Regions from separate parts of the Homo sapiens genome. Here regions 2 and 3 are each linked to region 1. Evidence: read pairs that join two places in POLR2A ChIA-PET (ENCODE). Cell type or tissue: GM12878. All regions are shown on one strand. Region 1 has its middle 14 kb from the start of RHBDF2. Region 2 overlaps MXRA7 (matrix remodeling associated 7). Region 3 overlaps MFSD11 (major facilitator superfamily domain containing 11).

Region 1 (4,000 bases):
TGCACCGGTAGTCTCAGCTACTCAGGAGGCTGAGGTGGGAGGATCTCCTGAGCCCAAGAGGTCGAGGCTACAGTGAGTCATGATCGTGCCACTCTACTCCAGCCTGGGTGACAGAGCAAGACCCCATCTTAAAAAAAAAAAAAAAATTAAACACTGCTGTCCAGCTTGGGCGACACAGAGAGACCCCATCTTAAAAAAACAAAAAACAAACAAACAAACAAACAAAAACCTTTTTTTTTCCTGAGACAGAGTCTGGCTCTGTAGCCTAGGCTGGAGTACAGTGGCACAATTTAGGCTCACTGCAACCTCCGCCTCCCAGGTTCAAGCGATTCTCCTGCCTCAGCCTCCCGAGTAGCTGGGATTACAGGCACCAGCCACCACGCCCGGCTAATTTTTGTATTTTTAGTAGAGATGGGGTTTCACCATGTTGGCCAGGCTGTTCTCGAACTCCTGACCTTGTGATCTGCCCGACTTAACTTCCCGAAGTGCTGGGATTACAGGCATAAGCCAGCGCGCCTGGCCAAAAAATTCTTTAACAAAGTTTTTTTTTTTTGTTTTTGTTTTTGTTTTAGAGACAGGTTCTCACTCTGTCGCCCAGGCTGGAGTGCAGTGGTGCAATCAGAGCTCACTGCAGCCTTGACCTCCAGGGCTCAGCCATCCTCCCACCTCAGCCTCCTGAGTAGCTGAGACTACAGGTGTACATACACCACGGTACCTGGCCTTATACATAGTTTTTGAAGTAGCATTCCTGGGGATTCTATATGATTACAAAGGCAATATGTATAAGATGACAGCGAGAGTGAAAAAAAGAAAATTTAAAAAAAAAACAACAGACCAGGTGCAGTGGCTCACGCCTGTAATCCCAGCACTTTGGGAGGCCGAGGCGGGCGGATCACCTGAGGTCGGGGGTTCGAGACCAGCCTGGCCAATATGGTGAAACCCTGTCTCTACTAAAAATACAAAAATTAGCTGGGTATGGTGGCAAGTGGCTATAGTCCCAGCTACTCGGGAGGCTGAGGCAGGAGAATCGCTTGAACCCAGGAGGCGGAGGTTGCAGTGAGCCGAGATCGCACCATGCACTCCGGCCTGGGTAACAGAGCGAGACTCCGTCTCAAACAACAACAACAAAAACAAAAACAAAAACAAAGGCAGCCGGGTGCGGTGGCTCAGGCCTGTAATCCCAGCACTTCAGGAGGGCAAGGCGGGCGGATCACAAGGTCAGGAGTTCGAGACCAGCCTGGACAACATGGTGAAACCCCATCTCTACTAAAAATACAAAAATTAGCTGGGCGTGGTGGCAGGCGCCAGTAATCCCAGCTACTCAGGAGACTGAGGTAGGAGAATTACTTAAAAACCCAGGGGCGAAGGTTGCAGTGAGCCGAGATCACACCACTGCACTCCAGCCTGGGTCACAGAGCAAGACTCTGTCTCGAAAAAAAAAAAAAAAACATTGCAGGAAATTTGAGGGGGAAAGAAAAGCACAAAGGGAGGTGTCCAGGAAGTGGTTGGAGAGTCTGGTCTGAAGCAGGACAGAAGTCAGGGCTGTGACAATAAAAGTCCCCTGTGGTCCCTCCACCCGAGAGTCACTGTGAGTGTTTTGCTGTAAATACTGGCAGTGGTTTTCCTGTGCACACGCACATTTTACGCGGCACACGCACATGACATTTTATGTTACGCCAGGATCTTAGCATGCATATGGGTTTTAGTGAAGAAGCCTCCAGCAGTTTCGCAAGTGAGTGGGTTTCGGTTCAGGTCACACAGGGATGATAGTAGCAGTTGACTCAGTGGCAGCGTATGTGGGTCTGACAAGTTCCCAAGGCTTTCTGGCTGGTCCCCAGTTTAGTGTGAAATGAGCCAGGAAAGAAAGCCATCGTCTCGCCCGGCGACTGCAAAGCCTCCTCCCAGTCGTCGGCCTCCGCTCTGCCCTCCCACGTTGTGGTCTCCACTCAGGGCCCAGGAAATGCTTTTATCGTGTGAATCAGATCGCGTGGACTCCTCCCTGGCCCATCAAAACCCTGCCCTAGCTTACTGAAGTCACAGCCAAACAGAAAGCAGAGTCCTGGCCTGGCTCCCCAGCCCGCCTGATTTGGCCCGGGCCATCTTTCCAGGCTCATTTCTCCCCCGGCTCCCCTTCTCGCCTTCTTTTTGTGTGTGTGTGTGTGAGACAGAGTCTCACTCTATAGCCCAGGCTGGTGTGCAGTGGCATGATCTCAGCTCACTGCACTCTGCCTCCCAGGTTCAAGTGATTCTCCTGCCTCAGCCTCCTGAGTAGCTGGGACTACAGGGCGAGCCACCACACCCAGCTAATTTTTGTATTTATAGTAGAAACGGGGTTTCACCATGTTGGTCAGGCTGGTCTTGAACTCCTGACCTCCAGTGATCCACCCACCTCAGCCTCCCAAAATGCTGGGATTACAGGTGTGAGCCACCGCGCCCGGCCATCTCTCTCTCTTTTTTTTTTTTTTTTTTTTTTGAGACAGAGTCTTGCTCTGCCACCCAGGCTGGTGTGCAGTGGTACGATCTTGGCTCATTGCAACCTCCACCTCCCAGGCTCAAGCAATTCTCCTGCCTCAGCTGCCCAAGTAGCTGGGATTACAGGCACCCGCCACCATGCCCAGCTAATTTTTGTATTTTCAGTAGAGACGGGGTTTCACTGTGTTGGCCAGGCTGGTCTTGAACTCCTGACCTCAAGTGATCCACCCACCTTGGGCTCCCAAAGTGCTGGGATTACAGATGTGAGCCACCACTCCCAGCAACAGTAGCTCTTAAAATCAAAATTAGCCGGGTACAGTGGCTCACACGCATAGCCCCAGCTACTTGGGAGGCCGAGGTGGGAGGATCACTTGAACTCAGGAATTTGAGACCAGCCTGGGCAACATAGCAAGACTCTCTCTCAAAAAACAAAACAAACAACAACAAAAAATACCTCCCCCCTCCCCAAATCCATGATGAAGAAAATGCCAAAATTTTAAATACAATGAGGATCCCTTTTCCCGGTCCCTCTATCCTCACTGTCCGGCCCTCCTGCCCACAACCCACACTTGGGAAATATGGCTGAATGAATTAGAAGAGCAGGGGAAGAAACTGAACATTAGTCGGGCAGAGGCAAAGAGCAAGAAGCAAGTGGGGTGGCTCACAGAGACAGCTCGATGAGACCTCCTACCTGGGGGCCAGGCTGGGGTGCTGAGGAGCCCCCTTCCCCTGCCTGGCTAGCAGGTCCTGGAAGCAGTGAAGGAAGAGACCAGCTGGGAGCCCCATGACAGGGCAGGGACCTGGGGGTTCTGCCTCCAGGAGAGCCAGGAGTGCAGGCCAGAAAAGCCCGTTAGGGAAAGGGAATCACCCATGATGTTGGTTTCCCTGGCTGCTGTAACAAATGACCACGAACTCGGTGGCTTAAAACAGCAGAAATCGGCCGGGCGCAGTGGCTCACGACTGTAATCCCAGACTTTGGGTGGCTGAGGCAGGTGGATCACCTGATGTCAGGCGTTTGAGACCAGCCTGCCCAACATGGCAAAACCCCATCTCTACTAAAAATACAAAAATTAGCTGTGTGTGGTGATGGGTGCCTGTAATCTCAGCTACTTGGGAGGCTGAGGCAGGAGAATTGCTTGAACCCGAGAGGCAGAGGTTGCAGTGAGCTGAGATTATCCCACTGCACTGCAGCCTGGGCGACAGAGCAAGACTCCATCTCAAAAAAAAAAAAAAAAGCAAAAAACAAAAAACAGCAGAGATCGATTCTCTTAGGGTGCTGGAGGCCACAGGTCTCAAGTCAAGGTGGGGGCCGGGGCCACACTCCCTCTGAAGCCTCTGGGAAGGATCCTTCCTCACCTCTGTCAGCCTTTGGTGGCCCCAGGAGTTCTTGGGCCAGGCCAGCGTCACTCCAGCCTCTGCCTCTGCGGTCACGTGGCCTTCTCTCTGTGTTGCTCTTGTCTCAAGTCTCTCTCTGTGTTTCTCTTCTAAGGACACGTGTCACTGGATTTAGGGCTCACCCTAAATCTGG
Region 2 (4,000 bases), 180 kb before region 1:
CGGTGACTCACGCCTGTAATCCCAGCACTTTGGGAGGCTGAGGTGGGCGGATCACTTGAAGTCAGGAGTTCAAGACCAGCCTGGCCAACATGGTGAAACCCTGTCTACTAAAAATACAAAAATTAGCCGGGGATGCTGGCATGCACATGTAATTCCAGCTACTCGGGAGGCTGAGGCAGAAGAATCTCTTGAACCCGGGAGGCGGAGGTTGCAGTGAGCAGAGATCCCACCATTGCATCCCAGCCTGGGCAACAGAGCAAGACTCTTATCTCAAAAAAAAAAAAAAAAAAAAAAAAAAACAGAAAGGAAGGAAGTCAGGTTGGAATCAACATTCCCAGGCCATGTTAAGGTGTCAGAGATGCTGTGGCTGCCAAGAAAAACTGGACAAGTGAGAGGGGGACAGTTTGAGACTTGGGTTACTAGGTTCTGGACAGAAGTTCCTGGGACATGCCTCATCCAGTTGCAAATACGGATTTAGAGAGTGGAGCCTGCGTGTCCCCAGCCTGGAGCTGTAGTTTGGAGGGGGAGATGGCTGAGTTGTTTTGCCGGGTATGGAGGAACAGAGGTGACCCCTGCCCCAGCCTGCCCTCCCTGCCCACCACCAAGCCCCCGGAGCTGGCGCCAGCTGGGCTTTGCTGCTCCCCCCCCGCCCATTGCAAAAGATGAGCAGCTGATTGGCTAATGGAGTCCTTCTGGAAGGAGTGAGAGCATTGTCAGGCACTGTGGAGGCAGCCCTGGGCCCGGCCCATTCTGGGGTTGGGGGGCCTGGGCAGGCCCCTTGTCGCCTTCCTGTTATCTCCATCCTTGCCTGCTGCAGGCAGGGGAGGGACAGGTGTCCCCTTGGGAGTTAGGAACGGCCTGCCTCCTGGAGCCGCTGTCCTCTAAAGTCATTCTGGATTAGCCAGTGGGATTGGTGCAGTCACAGCATGCGGCAGCTCTGGTGGCCACAGGGCCACAAGAGACCTTCTTTGCACTGCCCCACAGCAGAACCATCTCCTTGGGCAGCAGACACGCAGGCAGAAATCTGTCTCTATCACTCTCTCTCCCTCTGTTAGTGTTCTCTCTCTCTCCCCTCCCCCCGCCTTATCTATCCCTCTCTTCTCTCCCCTCCCCTCTCTCCCTCTCCCGACTTCAGCACTTTGCATCACGCTTGAATTAGCTTGAATCAGCCAGGGCAGCCATAAATGGCAGCGTGCAGCCTGCAGGGCGTGAGCTTGGTTCACTGTGTCTCCCAGCTACTGCAGCCTGGCCGGGCCCCTCAGCTTGGCCTCCGGGGCACCCTGGTCCTAGGCTCCTAGCACTGGGGAGGCTGTCAGGAGGCACGTCCCGTTTGCCTTCCCCCTCCCGCCTCCACCTCCTCCATTGGAGGGAAAAGCTGAATTAGAAAATTATCCCAGAACATGACATTAAAATGTGGTCTCTATTCAGTCATAAAATGCTGAGACTCTGATCAGTGAAGTGATGGAGCTTGGGCTCAGCCCAGCCTGCCCTGGGGACCAGCCAGGGTGACGCCAGCTGCCTGTCTCAATTCACTGTTTCCATGAAATTGATTGACTTTCATCAGAAACATGATGTATTCATTTGCCAGGGCTGCTATAACAAAACACCACAGACCGGGCACCTTCAGCAACAGACGTTTCTTTTCCCAGAGTTCTGCAGACTGGAGGGCCAAGTTCAGGGTGTCCGCAGGTTCGGGTCCTCCTAAGCCCTGTCTCGCTGGCTTGCAGTTGGCCGCCTTCTCCGCCTCCTCACATGGTCTTTCCTCTGTGCACTCACAACTCTCATGTCTCTGTGTGTGTCCGAGTTTCCTCTTATAAGGACAGCAGTCCTTGGGTTAGGGCCCACCCTAATGGCTTCATTTTAACTTAATCACCTCTTTAAAGGCCCTGTTTCCAAATAGAGTCAGGCTGAGAGGTAGTTGGGGCCAAGGCTTCAGCATATGAATTGGGGCGTGGAACACAGTTCAGCCCATGAGCCGAGTAGCCTGAACACTCCTGGGACCAAGGGCATGGACAGGAACTCCGCGGTGATGATGGCCTTGGGTGAGGTTTGAGTCAGCGCTCGAGCAGCTGCTCTGTTCCGTTTCCTTTGAGACCTCAGGAAGAATCAGCTGCGTACTCTGTTGGGTTCGTGCCGCCTCCAGGAAATGATCCTGGTCGCACCCACCATGGCACAGCTGCCTGATGGTGGGGAGGACTCAGACCATGAGACCCTGGAGAGATTGCCTTTGGCTGGCCGCACCTTCACGGATTCATTCAACGCTGAGCTGAAGGCCAGGTGCCTTTAGCATCGCAGTTTGGGCCTTTATCATCTCTCCCCTGAGCTCTGTACCCTCTTCTCATAGTTCCTCCTGCCTCTTCTCTTGCCCCATTGCAATCCTCCCACCTCAGCCTCCCAAGTGCAGCTCTCACTCTGTTTGTCCGTGTTTATTTTTTTCGTTTAAAAAATTTGTATTGACACCTGTTTATTTTTTATTTTTATTTATTTTTTTAGAGGCAGGGTCTCCCACTGTCACTCAGTTGGAGTACAGTAACATCATCATAGCTCACTGCAGCCTCAAACTCCTGGACTCAAGCGATCCTCCCACCTCAGCCTCCGAAGTATCTGGGGCTACAAGCACATGCCACCACCCCCGGCTAATTTGTTAATTTTTTATAGAGATGGGGGTCTCACTTCATTGCCCAGGTTGGTCTCAAACCCCTGGCATCAAGCAGCCCTCCCACCATGGCCTCCCAAAGTACTGGCATTACAGGTGTGAGCCACCGCGCCCAGCCTTGTTTATCCCTGTTTGAAAGTTTCAGGTGGCTTCTCACTTCCTGAGGAATGAAACCAAACGCTTTAGTGTCCTGTATATGATCTCTGTGGTTGCAGACCCTGCATTTCTGCACACTGTTTCTTTCTTTCTTTTTTTCTTTTTGAGATAGAGTCACGCTCTGTCACCCAGGCTGGAGTGCAGTGGTGCGATCTCGGCTTACTGCAACCTCCGCCTCCTGGGTTCAAGAGATTCTCCTCCCTCAGCCTCCCAAGTAGCTGGGATTACAGGCACCCGCCACCACACCTAGCTAATTTTTGTATTTTTTTAGTAGAGAGGGGGTCTCACCGTGTTGGCCAAGCTGGTCTTGAACTCCTGGCCTCAAATGATCCACCTGCCTTAACCTCCCAAAGTGCTGGGATTACAGGCATAAGCCACAACACCCAGCCTCTGCACACTATTTCTGACTGTGTCACACCCACCCTGCAATCATACCCAAGTCTGTAGAGCCACTGGAAGAGCCGAGGTGTTCCGTGCCTCCATGCCTTTACATGGGCTGTGCACTCTGCCCAGATGCCCTTCTCTCTACATCTGCCTGGCAAGCCCATCTCGGACCCAGCGTGGCTTTCTCATCCACTCTGAGGCCTTCTTTGCTCCCTGCAGACACAGCTGAGCTCCCTTTCCTCCAGGCCCCCACCGTGCACACTCCTGAAAACATAGCTGCAAATTTGATTGTGCCAAAGCGGAAGGAAAGATGGGCGTGCTATGAGGGAGGCACGAAGGTAAAATCCTTAGTGCCAGCTCTCTGTTGAGCACAGCCTTAGACGATGGAGCTCTGGTATTTCGCACAAGGTTTTGCTTTATCCCTTCCCATCCCGTTGCACACACACACACACACACACACACCTGAAGCTAAAGAGCCACCCCTTGCAGAAGGGTTTGTGTCTTTGTCTCCATTGCACTGTGTCTGAAACCGGCACTTCTTACTACTGGAGTCAGCACTTTCACTTTTCTGTTGTGTCCACACTTTTATAAAATCAGGGCAAAATGCAGTCAACACTGGTGGTTTTATTGTTTTATTTTGTTTTGTTTTGTTTTTGAGACGGAGTTTCGCTCTTGTTGCCCAGGCTGGAGTGCAATGGCTTGATCTTGGCTCACTGCAACCCCCACCTCCCGGGTTCAAGCGATTCTCCTGACTCAGCCTCCCAAGTAGCTGGGATTACAGGTGCCTGCCACCATGCCCAGCTA
Region 3 (4,000 bases), 230 kb before region 1:
TGGAAATTACTCCTTGATCCAGGGGCTGCAGAACACATGTTGTTAGAAGGCATGAAAACAACATTCATCTCCTTGTACACCTCCAACAAAGCACTTGGCTGATCAGGTACATTGTCAATAAGCAGTAATATTTTGAGAGGAACCTTTTCTTCTGAGCAGTAGGTCTCAACAGTGGGCTTAAAATAGTCAATAAGCCATGCCGTAAACAAATGTGCTACCATCCAGGCTTTGTCACTGCATTTCTAGAGCCCAGGCAGAGTAGATTAAGCATGATTCTTAAGGGTCATAGGGTTTCTGGAATGGTAAATGAGCACTGGCTTCAACTTCAAGTCATTAGCTGCATTATCCCCTAACAAGAGTCGGCCTGTTCTTTGAAGGTTTAAAGCCCGGCATTAACTTCTCTCTAGCTATAAAATTCCTAGATGGCATCTTTTAATGTAAGACTGTTTGGTCTACATTGAAAACCTGTTGTTTAGTGCAGCTACGTTTGTCAATTATAATGGCCAGATCTTCTGGATAACTTGCTGCAGCTTCTCCAGCAGCACTTGCTGTTTCACCTTGCACTTTTATGTCATGGAGATGGTTTCTTTCCTTGATCCTCACGAACCAACCTCTGCTAGCTTCAAATTTTTCTTCTAAAGATTCCTCACGTCTCTCAGCCTTCACAGAATTGAAGAGAGGGACTTGCTCTGGATTAGGCTTCAGAGAATGTTGTGGCTGGGTTGATCTTCTATCCAGACCACTAAAACTTTCTCCGTATCAGCAATAAGGCTGTTTCACTTTCTTATCATTCGTGTGTTCCCTGGAGTAGCTCTTTTGAGTCCCTTCAAAAACTTTTCCTTTGCATTCACAACTTGGCTGTTTGGCACAAGAGGCATAGCTTTCAGCCTGTCTCAGCTTTCTACATGTCTTCCTTGCTAAGCTTAGTCATTTCTTGATTAGTCATTAGCCGGGTGTGGTGGTGCATGCCTGTAATCCCAGCTACTTGGGAGGCTGAGGCAGAGGCTGCAGTGAGCCGAGATCATGCCACTGCACTCCAGCTTGGGTGACAGAGCGAGACTCCGTCTCAAAAAATAAATAAATAAATAAATAAATAAATAAGTAAATAATAAAGTGAGAGACATGCATGTCTTCCTTTCACTTTAACACATAGAGGCTATTGTAGGGTCATTAACTGGCCTAATTTCAATATTGCTGTGTCTCAGGAGAAGAGGGAGGGAGATGGGGGATGGCCTGCAGTGGAACAGTCAGAACACACACAACATTTATCAATTAAGTTCACCACCTTATATGGATCTGGTTTGTGGTGCCCCAAAACAATTGCAATAGTAACATCAAAGATTACCGATCACATCTTATAACAGATGTCATAAGAATGAAATGTTTGAAGTATTGTGAGAATTACCAAAATGTGACAGAGAGACACAAAGTGACCACACGCTGTTGGAAAAGTGGTATGGAGAGAAAGACTTACTCGATGCAGGGTTGCCACAAGCCTTCAATTTGTAAAAAACCCAGTGTCTGTGAAGCACAATAAAGAGCAAGAAAGCAGGGCATGGCAGCATATCCAGACCAAAGCGCTGCCTTGCTTCTGCTTTACACAAACTTACTGCAAATCTGGAGCATCTAATGCTCCTATGACTGGACAATTTTAGGCCCTTTCTGGATTACAAAGTCAGCATGGGATGCTCAATGCGAAAGTTTTAACAATATATAAAATGCTATAAGGCAATCTTCACAATGTATCACAAACAAAGCAAAACAAGGGTGGCAGAGATTAATTTCTCATCTCTCCTTCCTCAAATCTAAATGATACTGCAGATCACTAGCCTGTCATGCTTAAATAGTGTCACCTGAAACTGAAATGTGCTTAGGTAATTTACAATTTTTACAAAACACAGGGTTGTATACTCATTCCCCTATTTGGACCACTCTGGGGAAAACCGCCTATGTAAGTTAGTGCAAGAGCCGGACACCATAAGCAAGAGCCTAGTGATAACCAAGGTTCATCTGTGACAACCATCACTGGCCCTGCCACTCACTCACACCACAAGAACAGGAAAGCTTTAGAGCTGGATCACAGAAACAGTAACCAAGGTCAACACTGCCTTCTATTTCCTTGCCCATGGAAACATATGGATTGAGTGAGAAAGCTGAGGCCTGGAGACATGAAAGGAATTGCTGCCACTGTCCAGGGTCACACACATCAGTGGCAAGGCCAGGAACAGACTCAACTTCCCTGTGCACCTTTTCACCACCTCCCTTCCTCTGGTGACCTTTTTTTTCTTCCTCCCTCGCAGCTCCTCCTTTATTTTCTTCCTTTTCTTGCCTGTGGTAACCTACAGAGAGTACTGGACATCAGTTAGGGCTAAACGGGTTGGTAATCTCTAGACTAGATCTACTCAAAATCTATTTTAAAATAAAATAGAATGTTTCCAACATCTTACTCGTTGACTTCCATGTCCTGGTCATCAGAAGACTCATCTTCTCCTAGGACATTTTCAGAATCTGGTTTCCGAATGAGAAAGAATAGAACTGTCCCCACAAGGCTAATCACCGTTAGGGCAATAAACACTGTTCTTCGGTCACTCTCTACGGAGAAAAAAGAAGAAACAAGATAGTATCGACCAAACAATTCCAGAATTAGTATCACGGTACAAGGGCTGCTTACAACTGTCAACACACTTCCTCGTTACATTTTTACTTTAATGCATCAGTAAAAACCTAGGAAAAGGAGACAAATAGGATACCTTCACCTTTGTCTTTCAGTTAGAGAAATATGAATAAGCCAAAGAAAAACAGCACAAGGGCTTAATCGCCTTCTTTTAATCAAAGAAGGGTCCAGAGAAAACAACTGAGCATTCAGAAGTCTTCTGAGAACCACATACTCGTGCGCAGTATTCTCGTAAGCTCGTGCACAGCATAACCTTCCCTTAGACCCTGAGAAGCCCCTTAAAGCATAGTCATAAACTATAATCCTAGTTTAGTAATAGAAACCAGGCTGGGAGGGATGGCTCAGGCCTGTAATACCACCAATTTGGGAGGCTGAGGAGGGCGGATCACCTGAGGTCAGGAGTTTGAGACCAGCCTGAACAACATGGAGAAACCCATCTCTACTAAAAATACAAAATTAGCTGGGCGTGGTGGTGCAGGCCTGTAATCCCAGCTACTTGGGAGGCTGAAGCAGGAGAACTGTTTGAACCCGGGAGGCGGAGGTTGCGGTGAGCCAAGATGGCACCATTGCATTCCAGCCTGGGTAACAAGAGTGAAACTCCATCTCAAAATAATAATAATAATATAAACCAAGGAAAAGTCTTACTAAAAGCTAAAATCTGCGAGAACTTGAGGTGTCGGGGTTCATGAGAACGATGCTTGAATAAAGCAATAATGGGTATTTCTATATAACTCCTATTATGCTTTGAACATATCTGAATAAAGCAACGCGAATAAAACAAACCTGATATCTGAGTTTTCCCTTGCCAGGCAAAATATATGTAGAGATTTCCAAAGAACAAGCTGGGGGAAGAAAAGGGAGGATAGGATGTTGGGTAATTATTTTAATATTTATAGTTTTTTAAAAATAATTATTCCCATTATTTGTTGTAAGAGAGGGAGAGAGAAGGACATCATTTTTAAAGTATCTACCTGTCCTGGGTCATTTAAAAGTATCAGCTTCATCTGGACTCTGATAAACTTAACTGCCCCAGATGGAATTCAGTCTCCTTCCATGTGACAGTAACCTGATTCAGAGGCACCCTTCAAAGAAGAATTGACTCACTTTGAAACATGTGATTTATTGCAACTCTGGAAATGACTCCCTGGAAATAAGCTTAAGCTAAATTTTAAAGAATCTGTTTCTAAAAATCCATGATTTAGTTATCTGCATCTAATCAAATACTTTCTTTAGCATACTTTCCTGAAAAATCATTCACTTACACACTAGTTTCTTAATATACAACTCTTTAAAATGTAACATTTGCATTTGTTAAGCCTTGTCAAG

What was found. Peaks named below come from ENCODE experiments on the same cell type or tissue, not always from the same donor. Only the 100,000 strongest peaks of a DNase experiment are listed, where the experiment ranks them.
Region 2: POLR2A ChIA-PET joins it to region 1 with 5 read pairs; 10 of 35 experiments call an interaction of 5 or more read pairs at or near these places.
Region 3: POLR2A ChIA-PET joins it to region 1 with 7 read pairs; 5 of 35 experiments call an interaction of 5 or more read pairs at or near these places.

The regions. Positions count from the first base shown.
Region 1 is chr17:76,513,383-76,517,382 of GRCh38, reverse strand. No RefSeq gene overlaps it. Among named protein-coding and RNA genes, the nearest start is that of RHBDF2, 14 kb to the right of the region's middle. RefSeq lists an enhancer at 3,952-4,000. In GM12878, no CTCF peak of the experiment used is centred here; a DNase peak (open chromatin) is centred at 1,592; H3K27ac peaks cover 1,200 bases.
Region 2 is chr17:76,695,012-76,699,011 of GRCh38, reverse strand. The region is part of intron 1 of MXRA7 (matrix remodeling associated 7); the gene reads left to right. Among named protein-coding and RNA genes, the nearest start is that of MXRA7, 14 kb to the left of the region's middle. RefSeq lists enhancers at 199-751, 752-1,305, 1,306-1,859. In GM12878, no CTCF peak of the experiment used is centred here; a DNase peak (open chromatin) is centred at 2,041.
Region 3 is chr17:76,742,914-76,746,913 of GRCh38, reverse strand. MFSD11 (major facilitator superfamily domain containing 11) reads right to left here. Exons shown (of 13, transcript NM_001242532.5): 6 at 3,458-3,516; 7 at 2,448-2,592. Among named protein-coding and RNA genes, the nearest start is that of MFSD11, 6.8 kb to the right of the region's middle. In GM12878, no CTCF peak of the experiment used is centred here; no DNase peak of the experiment used is centred here.